Linked DNA regions of Homo sapiens: regions 2 and 3 are each linked to region 1. A link is an interaction called in ENCODE POLR2A ChIA-PET data of the cell type or tissue named here. Cell type or tissue: OCI-LY7. All regions are shown on one strand. Region 1 overlaps FAM107B (family with sequence similarity 107 member B). Region 2 overlaps FAM107B (family with sequence similarity 107 member B). Region 3 has its middle 25 kb from the start of FAM107B.

What was found. Peaks named below come from ENCODE experiments on the same cell type or tissue, not always from the same donor. Only the 100,000 strongest peaks of a DNase experiment are listed, where the experiment ranks them.
Region 2: POLR2A ChIA-PET joins it to region 1 with 5 read pairs; 3 of 35 experiments call an interaction of 5 or more read pairs at or near these places.
Region 3: POLR2A ChIA-PET joins it to region 1 with 5 read pairs; 3 of 35 experiments call an interaction of 5 or more read pairs at or near these places.

What each region holds. Positions count from the first base shown.
Region 1 is chr10:14,586,328-14,590,327 of GRCh38, reverse strand. The region is part of intron 2 of FAM107B (family with sequence similarity 107 member B); the gene reads left to right. Among named protein-coding and RNA genes, the nearest start is that of MIR1265, 150 kb to the right of the region's middle. RefSeq lists an enhancer at 1,851-2,050. In OCI-LY7, no CTCF peak of the experiment used is centred here; a DNase peak (open chromatin) is centred at 2,138; H3K4me3 peaks cover 744 bases; H3K27ac peaks cover 1,784 bases.
Region 2 is chr10:14,699,487-14,703,486 of GRCh38, reverse strand. All of the region lies in intron 1 of FAM107B (family with sequence similarity 107 member B), which reads left to right. Among named protein-coding and RNA genes, the nearest start is that of FAM107B, 73 kb to the left of the region's middle. In OCI-LY7, no CTCF peak of the experiment used is centred here; no DNase peak of the experiment used is centred here.
Region 3 is chr10:14,798,278-14,802,277 of GRCh38, reverse strand. No RefSeq gene overlaps it. Among named protein-coding and RNA genes, the nearest start is that of FAM107B, 25 kb to the right of the region's middle. In OCI-LY7, a CTCF peak has its summit at 361; DNase peaks (open chromatin) are centred at 1,707 and 3,797; H3K4me3 peaks cover 1,409 bases; H3K27ac peaks cover 558 bases.

The DNA.
Region 1 (4,000 bases):
TGTTGACCAAACACTTGATTTCATATAAATCATGGCTGTGACCAATAAGTCCTAAAAGAAAGATGTGAAAACTAGAAACGTGGAAGAGTTTGAAATCATAAATGTTGCTTCTGTTGTCAGAGAGGTCTTGAGCTTGGAGAAGCCATAGAAATGAAGAGGTCATCTAATCAAGATTCTTCATTTTTGGTGAATAAACCAACGCTTAGATGTGTTAAATTGCTTGCCCAAGACCACACAGCTAATGATTTGTAGAGTTGGAACCAAAACTCATCCTGGAATAAGGACCATTAGTACGTTAAGTGTTTCTTTTGAACATGTTAAATGCTTCTTACATGCATCATTTTTGGATCCTCATGACAACCCTGTGATTTAGGACTGTAATTGGTTTTATTTTCTGAGGAGGATGTTGAGGCATAGAGACATTGAATATCTTGCCCAGGATCACCCAGGACTGAGATATATTCACTGCAAAGAATGTGCTTTTCTTTTTTTTAATTTTTAAAATTTTTAAATTTTGCTTTATGTTCTGGGCTACATGTGCAGTACATGCAGGATTCTTACATAGGTATACATGTGCCACGGTGGTTTGGCGCACCCATCAATCTGTCATCTAGGTTTTAAGCCCCGCATACATTTGGTATTTGTCCTAATGCTTTCCCTCCCCTTGCCCCTCATCCCCCAAGAATGTACTCTTATTCACCCTATGGTGTACTGCCTTCTGATTCATTCAGTCATTCATTTCTTCCTTGTTATTATTATTACTGTTTAAAATTCATTATTTCGTGTTAAAGGAATGCCTTATTCCTAACAGCCCAGAAACATTGCCTTTCAAGGACTTTCCATATACTCTTAAAATCTATATTTTTAAAAACCTACCAGCTCTAATTATTGCAGATATAGTCAGTGGAAATCACTAGCTATAATAAATGTTATTTGAATAATTGGTAATTGTGCCTGGCTTACTAGTATTTGAAAAAGCTTTCAGATTATAGATGGTTCAGGACTCTTATAAGATGTCTAGGTAAGTTTGAACTGATAGTTTCTTTCTTTTGATAAATGTCCTATGCCAACCTACAGCTTTAAAAATAATTCCTTTGACCATTCTTTTAAAAAGTCACCACTTACTCTTTTTTTTCTTTTCTTTTTTTTTTTTTGAGACAGTCTCGGTGTGTCACCTAGGCTGTAGTGCAGTGATGTTATCTCGGCTCACTGCAACCTCCTGGGCTCAAGTGATTCTCCTGCCTCAGCCTCCCAAGTAGCTGAGACCACCGGCATGCACCACCACACCCGGCTAATTTTTGTATTTTTAGTAAGGATGGGGTTTCACCACGTTGACCAGGCTGGTCTCGAACTCCTGACCTCAAGTGATCTGCCTGCTTTGGCCTCCCAAAGTGCTGGGATTACAGGCGTGAGTCACTGCGCCCAGCCTCACCACTTATTCTTTAAATTCTTGGAAACATCATGAAGGAATCAACTTGGGATGGGTTTGGAGCCCTCCTTCTCTCTCTTCTTCCTCCTTTTCACTCCCCTTCAGTAACAGTAACATCCTGGGGAGCTCTGAAGCTGAGATTTCATAAAGATCAGATGTGTTTTTGGGAGACAGCGTGTGTGGGGTGATGGGTGGGGAGGAGTGGAGGTGAGAAGTCACCCTGTGGCATGGGAGAGGATGTTTGATGTTGATTTTCTGAGTGTCAGCCTCCTGTTTCTCAGGACGGTTGGTTGACTGTCTTTTTCTCTACTTGCGCTGCCCACAAAGAGCCAGATGTGGGTGCCTCCGGGGGTTTATGGGACCCACTTACCTGTGTGAAGCTGGCTTACAGAGAGGGGAGAATGGGTAGACCCTGGTAGCGTCCAGGGAGACTTTCACGTGGGCGTGGTTTGTACTCTGACCCACTGGTGACTTTAAACAATTTGTCATCAAATACCACAGTTGGCTTTGCAGCTATCTGGTATTTGTGCCTGGAGTAGGTTTGTTTGTTTTGTTTTAAATGCTTCTAAATTACAATTCTTTGTGAGCTTCCTGTTTCCTACTTACAGCTGAAATATGTGATGACTGACTCTACCAGGACTGCTTTTTTCCCCTTTTCTGCATTTGTGCTGGAAACAGAACAGCTTGCACGCACAGCCTGGAGCATGTTGCCTGCATGTGCTTCTTGGTGGACGTGAGCACATGGCTGACTAATTTCAAAAACCGCCTATTTATATCCTCTTCAGAAGCGCTGTCAGACATTAGGCACTCTCTCTACTAACGTCACGTCGATTAATATGGATTTTAAAATGGAAGTAAATTATTTTTTACTCATGGGTGAGTCATTAGATAGTCTTTTTTAAATATACATCCCACCATTTCTCTCAAGGGTGTCACACTGGTAATTGTCCCATGCTGGAGTTTTCAGCAGTTATCATAGGATTGAGTGCAGGAGGAGGCTGTGGAGAACACCTAACCCTCTGATTTTATAGATGAAATGACAGCCCAGGGTTGCTGAATTACTGAGAGCTCAAAGCTCCTTGGTGCAAATCTAGGACTAGAGCTCTCTCCTCCCGTAGCTTCGAATTGAGCACAGTGTCCTTTACTGTCACCCACCTTGCCTCACCCTACCTACCCCACATGCTGGCACTTGCCACCACAAAAGAATAAAAACAAGGACAGGAAACAAAACTTCCTAGTTGCTAGGGTTGTGGTGACGATTTTATAGCAGAAAAGAAAATAATGTTTAAGATATGTAATCCTAAAGAAACTGTCTTTTTTTGGATGTTTGTGTAAGACAAATTCTTATTCATACTAATGGAAAGTCTTAAAAACATTAAACATGAAAAATAGTTGTTCATACCATGAAAATAAGCCTAGGCATTTATTTAAATGTATGAGAACTATCTTTGTCGACTGTGTCTGTTGTCCACATTTTGACTTCTAGGGCTAAGCAACTTCCCGCGATTGGATAAATATGGGAGTTCTTTCTAAATAAATATATGAGAATATATTTCTGTGCATAAATACATGAGAATAAATACATGAGTACCTGCATTGTGTCTTACACTGTCATTATCCTCAGGCTTTTTTCAGATGTATGTTGTCATTTATTAGTTCCGACACTGGCGCATTAGAAGGACGATGAACTTTTTGCTAGATAGACCTAGGTGGCATGTCGTAAGTGCTTTTATCTTGGTGAGTTCAAGTTTTCTCATCTCTGCAGTGTGACTATTATCAGGCAGGAAAAGCACCTGGCACAGTGCCTGTACACAGGTGTGAACAGAGGTTAGTGTCTGCTCCCCCAAGGTGGTGTTGTGATGTGATGTCATACGTGATTGTTTACACTCTCACCTGATGGGCGAGACTATTCCATTCTCATAGGACTCAATGAGAGAGAGTTTGTCCCAGGATTGGGGTGAATGTTTCACCTATATCATCCTCTTGGGCCTTCTCCACCTGAAATGTAGCCTAGTTTGATAAGCAGTGGTAGAATACAGAGACAGGTTAGGAACCTGGTGGGGGTAGAGGGTCCATACTGGAGCTCTGGGATCTAATTGGAGAGTGGAGGAGCGACCCTGGGCTCAAAGGTATGGCTGTCTTCATCCATTTGGGCTGCTGTAACAAATACCACAGACGGGGTGGCTTAAACAGCATTTATTTCTCACAGTTCTGGAGGTTGGGAACTCCAAGATCAAAGATGCTGGCAGATTTGGTGTCTGGTGAGGGCTCCCTTCGTGTTTTGTAGAAGGCCACCTTTTTGCTGTATCCCCACATGGTGGAGAGGGAGATCATCTGCCTGGTGTCTCTTTTTCTAAGGGCACTAATCCCATTCATGAGGGCTCCACTTCTATGACTTAATTACTTCCCCTAAGCCCCACTTCCAAATATCATCACGTTGGGATTAGGGCTTAAATAATATGAATTTATGGTGGAGGAGGAAAAAATATTCAGTCCATAGCCATGGCCAAGGTGAGCAGAGGCTTCAAGTCTATGGGCAGGCAGGATTCTCATCTCATATATTTTTTTCTT
Region 2 (4,000 bases), 110 kb before region 1:
ACGCACGCCTGTAGTCCCAGCTACTTGGGAGGCTGAGGCACCAGAATTGCTTGAACCCAGAGGCGGAGGTTGCAGTGAGCCGGGATCACAAGATCATGCCACTGCCCTCCAGCCTGGGGGACAGAGAGAGACTCTGTCTCAGAAAAAAAAAAAAAAAAAGAAGAAGAAGGAAAAGGAAACAAACTTAGGAAGACTTTGTAGGAGCAAAGGGAAATCTTGTGAAATCTTTCCCTTTGCCCTTGGAGGGTTCATTGAAAAATCAACTGACAAAGGCTGATGATTAGGAGAAAAGGCAAATTCATTAGCACGCACATGGGGAGAGCCACAGTGATGATCCCATATCCCATTGGGGCCCAACCTTTGTGGCCTTACCTCAGAGGGGAGGGAGAGATGGGGAATATAGGTACTTTGGTTGAGGGGCAATACCTGATTACCTGGGAGAATGAATGGGTGGGGGAATAGAGATTAACTTGTAAATAGTTCTTTTTGGAAACTGAATGAGCCTGAGAGATAAACATGATTTTGTAATAGGGTCGATCAGGTCCGGTGACATTCTTGGTCTTTTTTACTGCAATAGATAATGAGACAACAGGGAGAGGAAGGAAAAACAATTCTTGGTGGGTCTGTCTGGTCTTTCTGTAGGTAGGGGAGAAGCCTCTTCCAGTGTCTGTTGATCTTTGAGGGCAAAATACTCATTTTAAAAGGAAGCCATGTTTTGGGGTGGACTTCGCTGTACTCCTTCAACCCAAAACTTATTCTGCTATGGGAGAGCTTATCTTCCTGTTGCAAAGCACCAAATGCATGGCTGTCTACTAAATTTTTAAAATAATACACTTTGGCCAGGTGCAGCAGCTCATGCCTGTAATCCCAACACTTTGGGAGGCCAAAGTGGGTGGATCACCTGAGGTCAGGAGTTTGAGAACAGCCTGGCCAACATGGTGAAACCCCATCTCTACTAAAAAATACAAAAAAAGTATTTGGGTGTTGTGGTGTGTGCCTGTAATCTCAGCTACTCAGGGGGCTGAGGCGGGAGAATCGCTTGAACTCAGGAGGTGGAGTGAGCCAAGATCGTGCCATTGCATTTCAGCCTGAGAATAAAGTGAGACTGTGTCTCAAAAAAAATAAAATAAACATAAAATAAATAATGATACATGAATATTGAATCAAAAACTTTATGAAAAGGAGCAACAACATTCCAGCAAAAGGTTAATTTAACTTCATTTGTCTTAGGAAAAATGCTGAGCCTAAGATGGAGTCCTAGGATATCCATGTACATATATTCCAAATACATAAAATATTGTGGATGAGCATAAACAAGCTATGTGCGTGTCTTTGTTCCTTAAGAATATTGCATGAAATGCACTCGTTTGTGGAACAAATTAATTGTTGTCATTTTTGCATTTACTTATCAGTATATTCCCTGCTCTTCATCTGAAAAGAAGAAATACAGGAATTTTTATTTCTGCAATATGTTTTTTGGGTGGGCAGCTATTGCTGCAGCAGGAATCCTGAACCTCTGAAAGTTTGTTTTCGAAGACTGCTTTTGTTGCAAAAATTGTCTTATTAGATTTTCTTGGCCAAGGAGTAAATTTCAGTGTACTGAACTATTCCTGAATCTCTCCAGCCCTGCTCCAGGTTCCAGGGACTCCCCTGCTCTTTTCACACGCCAGCAGAGGGATGAGTTTTACAAAACGCCATTGTTTCCAAAGGTTACAGGTTTGATATCATACAATGCCTCTGTCCGCCATGCTTTTTGTTGGAAAAAAAAAAAACAACTCTTTGCCTAGGGCCGGTCATTGCATTCTTTCTGGTTTCCTGATGCGTAACACAAGATGATGTTGGGAGATGACTTTGGCATTCCTTTTAGTTCCCTTTCGATGATTCTGTGAGAGATAGGTCTATATTCTTGGAGCTGTGAGGACTATTTAAAATGAAGGTTTTTGGCCAGGCATGGTGGCTCATGCCTATGATCCCAGCACTTTGGGAGGCCGAGGTGGGAGGATCACCTGAGGTCAGGAGTTCAAGACCAGCTTGGCCAACATGGTAAAACCCCATCTCTACTAAAAATACAAAAATTAGCCAGGGGTGGTGGGGCATGCCTGGGATCCCAGCTTCTCAGGAGGCTGAGGCTAGAGAATCGCTTGAACCTGGGAGGTGGAGGTTGCAGTGAGCCGAGATCACACCACTGCACTCCAGCCTGGACGACAGAGTGAGAGTCTGTCTCAAAAAATAAATAAATAAAATTAAAAATAAGAAATAAATAATAAAATGAAGAGTTTCTGCCTGGCATTAAGCTTTTAAAAAATAAATTTATTCCAGGGAATTAAATGAGATTAACCTTGTCCCTGTCAATGTCAGAGAACATAAGGTGAAATTAGGACATTAAAAAATGTCTTAATAGAAGTGGCTTAAAATCAGAGGCATTCAATGCTTCCATAAAAAAGCAGTGGTGGAGAGAGTGTTTTCCAAGGAAAATATGACTAGGTTTCACTTCTGGTCCTTGTCCTGGCACCAAGAGAAAGCTCTTGCTGGATTACAGCACCCCAGGGGCCACATGTGGGGTGAGGTGTGATGTGTGTGTGTGCCCCAGGTTATAAGTGAGCATAGCTCTACTTTTGCACTCACCCTAGTGCGTTTTTTTTTTTTTTTTTTTTTTTTTGCCTCTTGCCATCAGCATCCAAGTGACCAGCTGGGCCTGTAGTTGATCCAGAGCTGGTGTGATTTCAAGTAGCTTCAGCTGTCAGAGTTGCCAGCAGAAAATGGTTATTTAGTCTGTTTCAACATCTGGGGGAAAAAAGCATCATTGTTGTTTATGTCAGAAAATGGATGTAGAGGGAGTTGCAGCAGATTCCACATCATGGATCAAGCTCAGGATGAAGGCAGGGGCACAGGCTGGGCTTTCAGACTCCCACCCCACCCCTCATTCTCATGGTCATTTCTGCATCAGGACATTGATCTTTTTATTGCATCTCTTCTGATATTGTCACTAATGACTATCCCTGCGTTAAATTCGATGCGAGCACTGAAATACCTTTAAGGTTTGCTTCCATATACGGCTGTTCATGGTGACAACGATTTCCTGGAGCTCTACAAATTGCCCAGAGGAATAGCTCATATTCAAAGAATAGTTCTCCTGCCCAGGGGTTATCTCTCAGTGCTTTGCTGACTCTCTCCTGGCTTTTGCTTGTCCCCATTTAGTTCGCCACTCTCCCTGCATCACAGTTGCCAGTGCTGCTTTTTAAAAAGGGACGCCTGGCCTGGCGCGGTGGCTCACACCTGTAATCCTAGCACTTTGGGAGGCCGAGGCAGGTAAGTCACTTGAGGTCAGGAGTTTGAGACCAGCCTGGTCAACATGGTGAAACCCAGTCTCTACTAAAAATACGAAAATTAGCCAGGTGTGGTGGCACACGCCTGTAATCCCAGCTACTCGGGAGGCTGAGGCAGAAGAATCGCTTGCACCCGGGAGGTGGAGGTTGCAGTGAGCTGAGATTGCGCCACTGCATTCTAGCCTGGGCAACAGAGCGGGAGTCCATCTCAAAAATAATAATAATCATAAATAAAAAAATAAAAAGTGACTCTTCACTATCCCCTGCACTCGCTGGCGCTCCACAGGCCAACCCAGCCTGTAATCTGTCGCCAGACTAACCTTCAGGATGGACAATCCTTTTGCTCCATTGCAGGCTTCCTGCTGCCTTGAAAATTAAGTGAAAATCCTTACCATGACAGGCAAACACTGTACAATGTGTGTGATGGTGAATTTTCTGTCAGCTTGACTGGGCTAAGTGGTGCCCAGATAGCTGGTAAAGCATGATTTCTGGGTGTGTCTGTGAGGGTGTTCCTGGAAGAGATTGGCATTTGAGTTGGTGGACTGAGTAAAGTAGCTATCCCTTGCTGATGTGGGCAGGCACCCTCCGATTCATTGCGGGCTTGATAGAACAAAATGGTGGAGGAAGGGCGAGTTTGTTCTCTCTGCTTGATCTGACCCATCCACTTTCACCTG
Region 3 (4,000 bases), 210 kb before region 1:
TAAAAAAAATTTTTTTATTAAAAAAAAAGAAAACCCAGATAAGCAAAAATAAGATAGTAGCCATCACTGGTATTCCCCCTACGTCAAGATAACAGTCGTTTACATTTTGGAATAGATTCTTTCAGTCTTGTTACTATGCCTATCAGCTATAAATCCTTAATGCTGTTGAGTTCCCACTCTCTTCTGTTTCTGTGCAAAGTAAGGACCGGATTCCCTCTGGATGTCATTGCCTGACTCTCCTGAGCCTCTCGCTGGCTGGCTCCAGCCGTGCAACATCCCCACAACACATTTGGCAGGCAGGCTGGGTCCATGTGTGCACTGTGTGGGTGGTGCACCATGCACTCCTCCTGGTGGGCACTTCTGGGCAATTCCTCCCTCACAGGAGGCCCTTCTTCCTTCCCAGGTGCAGAAGGCCAGGGAGCAGGTTTCCTCACTCTTTGATCATAACTAGTCGTTTACTGCGGAAGCTAGCTGGAGCCCAGACCCCAAGGGAAACAGCAGTACAAATCTTTCCTATTCCAGTGCTACTCATTGAAACTTCTCTGGCAAACATGGCTCTAGAATAGATTCAGAGGATGTAGGGGGATGTAGGTGTGAACTCTGGGTGGGAGATCTTAGCTCTAGGAGACGTACACACATTAACTCATGGACATCCTATTCCTCTGCCCTTTCTTTGATGTTGACCCAGCTTGTCACCTGGTCCATTAACTACATGCTTGATCATTTTGTAAATATTTTCTGTATTCTCAAAGATTACAAAACATGTATGAGTGCCTGAGGAGAAAAAGTTTGGGGGGTGGTGGCTACGTGTAAATGTTAGCTGCTTTTTCTCAGCATTTTCACCCCACAACCAATGCAAGGATACGCATCCAAGTTCAAGTTTATTTTGCATCTCTGAAAATTTCCGCTGAGGATGCACAGATGTTCCCATCACGCATGTCCATTGGGACTCACCAGCCCAGGTACTGTCATCTTCATAGGTTCATTCGTTTAATACACATGTTAATATGTGGTAGGTGTTTTGCCCAAAATTTGGTCTTTAGTGCCTGTTAATGATTTAAAATTTCATTTTGAGAGATTTGAGATCTTTGTGTCTGGAAGGTTTTATTCATCAAAAAGAAAGTGTCTGATGAAAACACAGATGAGAGCCAGGTGTGGTGGGGCATGCCCGCTCAGAAGGAGGCAGGAATAATGTCCTAGAGGCGGTGAGAAGGAATGAGCATAAGCTGATCACTACCTAACAAGAGACAGAGTCAAGTCTGAGGGACCAATGGCAAGGAGGTTGGTAGGTTTTGTGGGGAAAGTGGGAGATGTTCTCTCATAATCAATTCTGTTTTCTCAATTGGACTAAAGCTCATCAGCTGAGAGGGAGGACCAGGGGAAGGTGTCCCAGCTGCTCAGGAGGCTGAGGTGGGAGGGTCACCTGAGCCTGAAAGTTAGAGGCTGCAGTGGGCTATGGTCTCATCACTGCATGCCAGCCTGGGAGACACAGTAAGAGCATGTCTCTAAAAAAATTAAAACGAGACAAAAAACCCCATAATGACCCTTGGGCTTTGTCTGTGAGTGTCTTGCTGTGTATTAGTTGATACTGGATCAGGGTTAATGCCTACATGGAGTGGAGGCCACCAAAGGACATGTGGAAAGTGCCCAAGGAGGAACTAAAACCAAGTTTCATCTCAGCACCTTTGCAGAGTTTTCTGATTTTTGTCCTATGACAAGCATTCAGATGTAGCTCACTTGTTTTATTTAAATCTATCACCCCTCTCCACCCCACACCATTTCCTTACTTACCTTCTCACCAAGATTAGCAGTGCTATAATCACTGCTTTGCATAAATCTCAAATTCTTTGCTCCTGCCCAGTACTCTCCTGGCAAACTCTGATGAAAACTACCTCTGGCCTGCTCTGCCCCTGCTCCTGAGCAGCTGAATGTGTCTGGAGAAAAGCACGAAGACAGTTTCATACTAACCAGAGGCTATCAACCTCCAGGAGCCCTCAATACCTCTGGTAGACTTATATCATTTCTCTAGTCAATCAACTCTTCTGTACTCAGAGGTGACCATTTCACATCTTCTGTCCTTTCCTGATGACACCTTCCCCTGGTCCTCCCTCTCAGCTGATGAGCTTTAGTCCAATTGAGAAAATAGAATTGATTATGAGAGAACATCTCCCAATTTCCCCACAAAACCTACCAACCTCCTTGCCATTGGTCCCTCAGACTTGACTCTGTCTCTTGTTAGATAATGATCAGCTTATGCTCATTCCTTCTCACCGCCTCTAGGACATTATTCCTGCCTCCTTCTTTCTCCTCTATCCTTGACTTCCTTCCTTCATTTGGACATTCCCATTAACACCAAATATGCTGTATTATTTCCCACAAACAAAAACCCAAATCCCAAACTTCCCCAAACCCCCACTATTACCCCGTATCTCTGCTCTCCTTAATAGCAACATATCTTGAAAGAATTGTCTCTAGCTCTTTACTTTTTTTCCTCTCTCTCTCTTTTTCCATTTTTTCTCTCTCCATTTTTTTCCTCTCTCTTTCTTTTCTTCTTTTTTTGAGAGAGGGTCTTGCTTTGTTGTGAGAGACTGGAGTGCAGTGGCTTGACCATAGCTCACTATAGCCTTGACCTCCCAGGCTCAAGGGATCCTCTTGCCTCAGCCTCCCCTGGCCTGCAGGCTGGCACCACCACTTCCAGCTAATTTTTTTAAAATTTTATGTAGACAGGGTCTCACTATATTGCCCAGGCTGGTCTCGAACTCCTGGTCTGAAGCAATCTTCCCACCTTGGCCTCCCAAAGTGCTGGGATTATAGGCATGACCCACTGTGCCTGGCCACAATTTTCTATACTATGGGATAATAATATCTTATCTAAAGACATATTATTTTCTAAAATGTAGGCAAGAAGCCCTTTGCTTTATATTCTTCTGTGAGCTTCAAGTTCTCCCCTTTGCCTCACAGGAATGATAGATTTTATATTTTAAACTAAAATTTGAGCTGTAAATAGTTTCAGGGAGAAAGATTGAAGAATATGGAGGTTTTTACTTTTTATGTGGCCTTGTTTCCTATGCAGTTCCATTTTCTGAGTACATCTATTGCTTTCATTAAAACATGTTGACAACAGTAATCTGAGCATGTAAATGAAGAGCCAGTTTTGCTTATTTTTCCTTTTTAATCTCTCCAAATTAAAAACCTAATAAATGTTTTGTTTTAAATAAAATACATAACTGAAATGTTATACCCACTAAACGACGATTCTCCATTTCCCTCTCTCCCCAGTCTCCAGCAACCACTTTTCTACCCTCTGCTTCTGTGATAATCTTTTAAATACCCCCATGTAAGTGGAATCACAGAGTATTTGTCCTTCTGTGACTGGCTTATTTCACTAAACATAATGTCCTCCAGGTTTGCCCATGTCGTCACATCTGGCAGGATTTCCTTCTTTTAAAAAGCTGAGTAATTTCCCATTGTATGTATATACCACATCGGCTTTGCCCATTCATTCAATGATGGACATTTATGTTGTTTCCATATCTTGGCTTTTGTGAATAATGCTTCAGCGAACACAGAAGTGTGGAGATCTCTTCAACATCCTGATTTCAGTTCTTTTGTTTATATACCCAGAAATGGGATTACAGGATCATATGGTAGTTCTATTTTTAATTTTCTGAGGAACCACCGACTTTTTAAATAGTAGCTGCCCCATTTTACATTCCCAAGAGTGTGTGAGGGTTCCCTTTTCTCTGCATCCTTGACAACACTTGTCTTTTGTCTTTTTTACAATAGCCATCCTAACAGGTGTGAAGTGATATCTCATTGTGGTTTTGATTTGCATTTGCCTGATGATTAGTTATGTTGAACACGTTTTCATATACCTGTTGGCCATGCATATGTCTTCTTTGGGGAAGTGGCTATTTAAATCCTTTTCCCATTAATTTATTTTTGCGATTGAGTTTTAGGAGTTCTTTATATATTTTGGATATTAACCCCTTATCACATA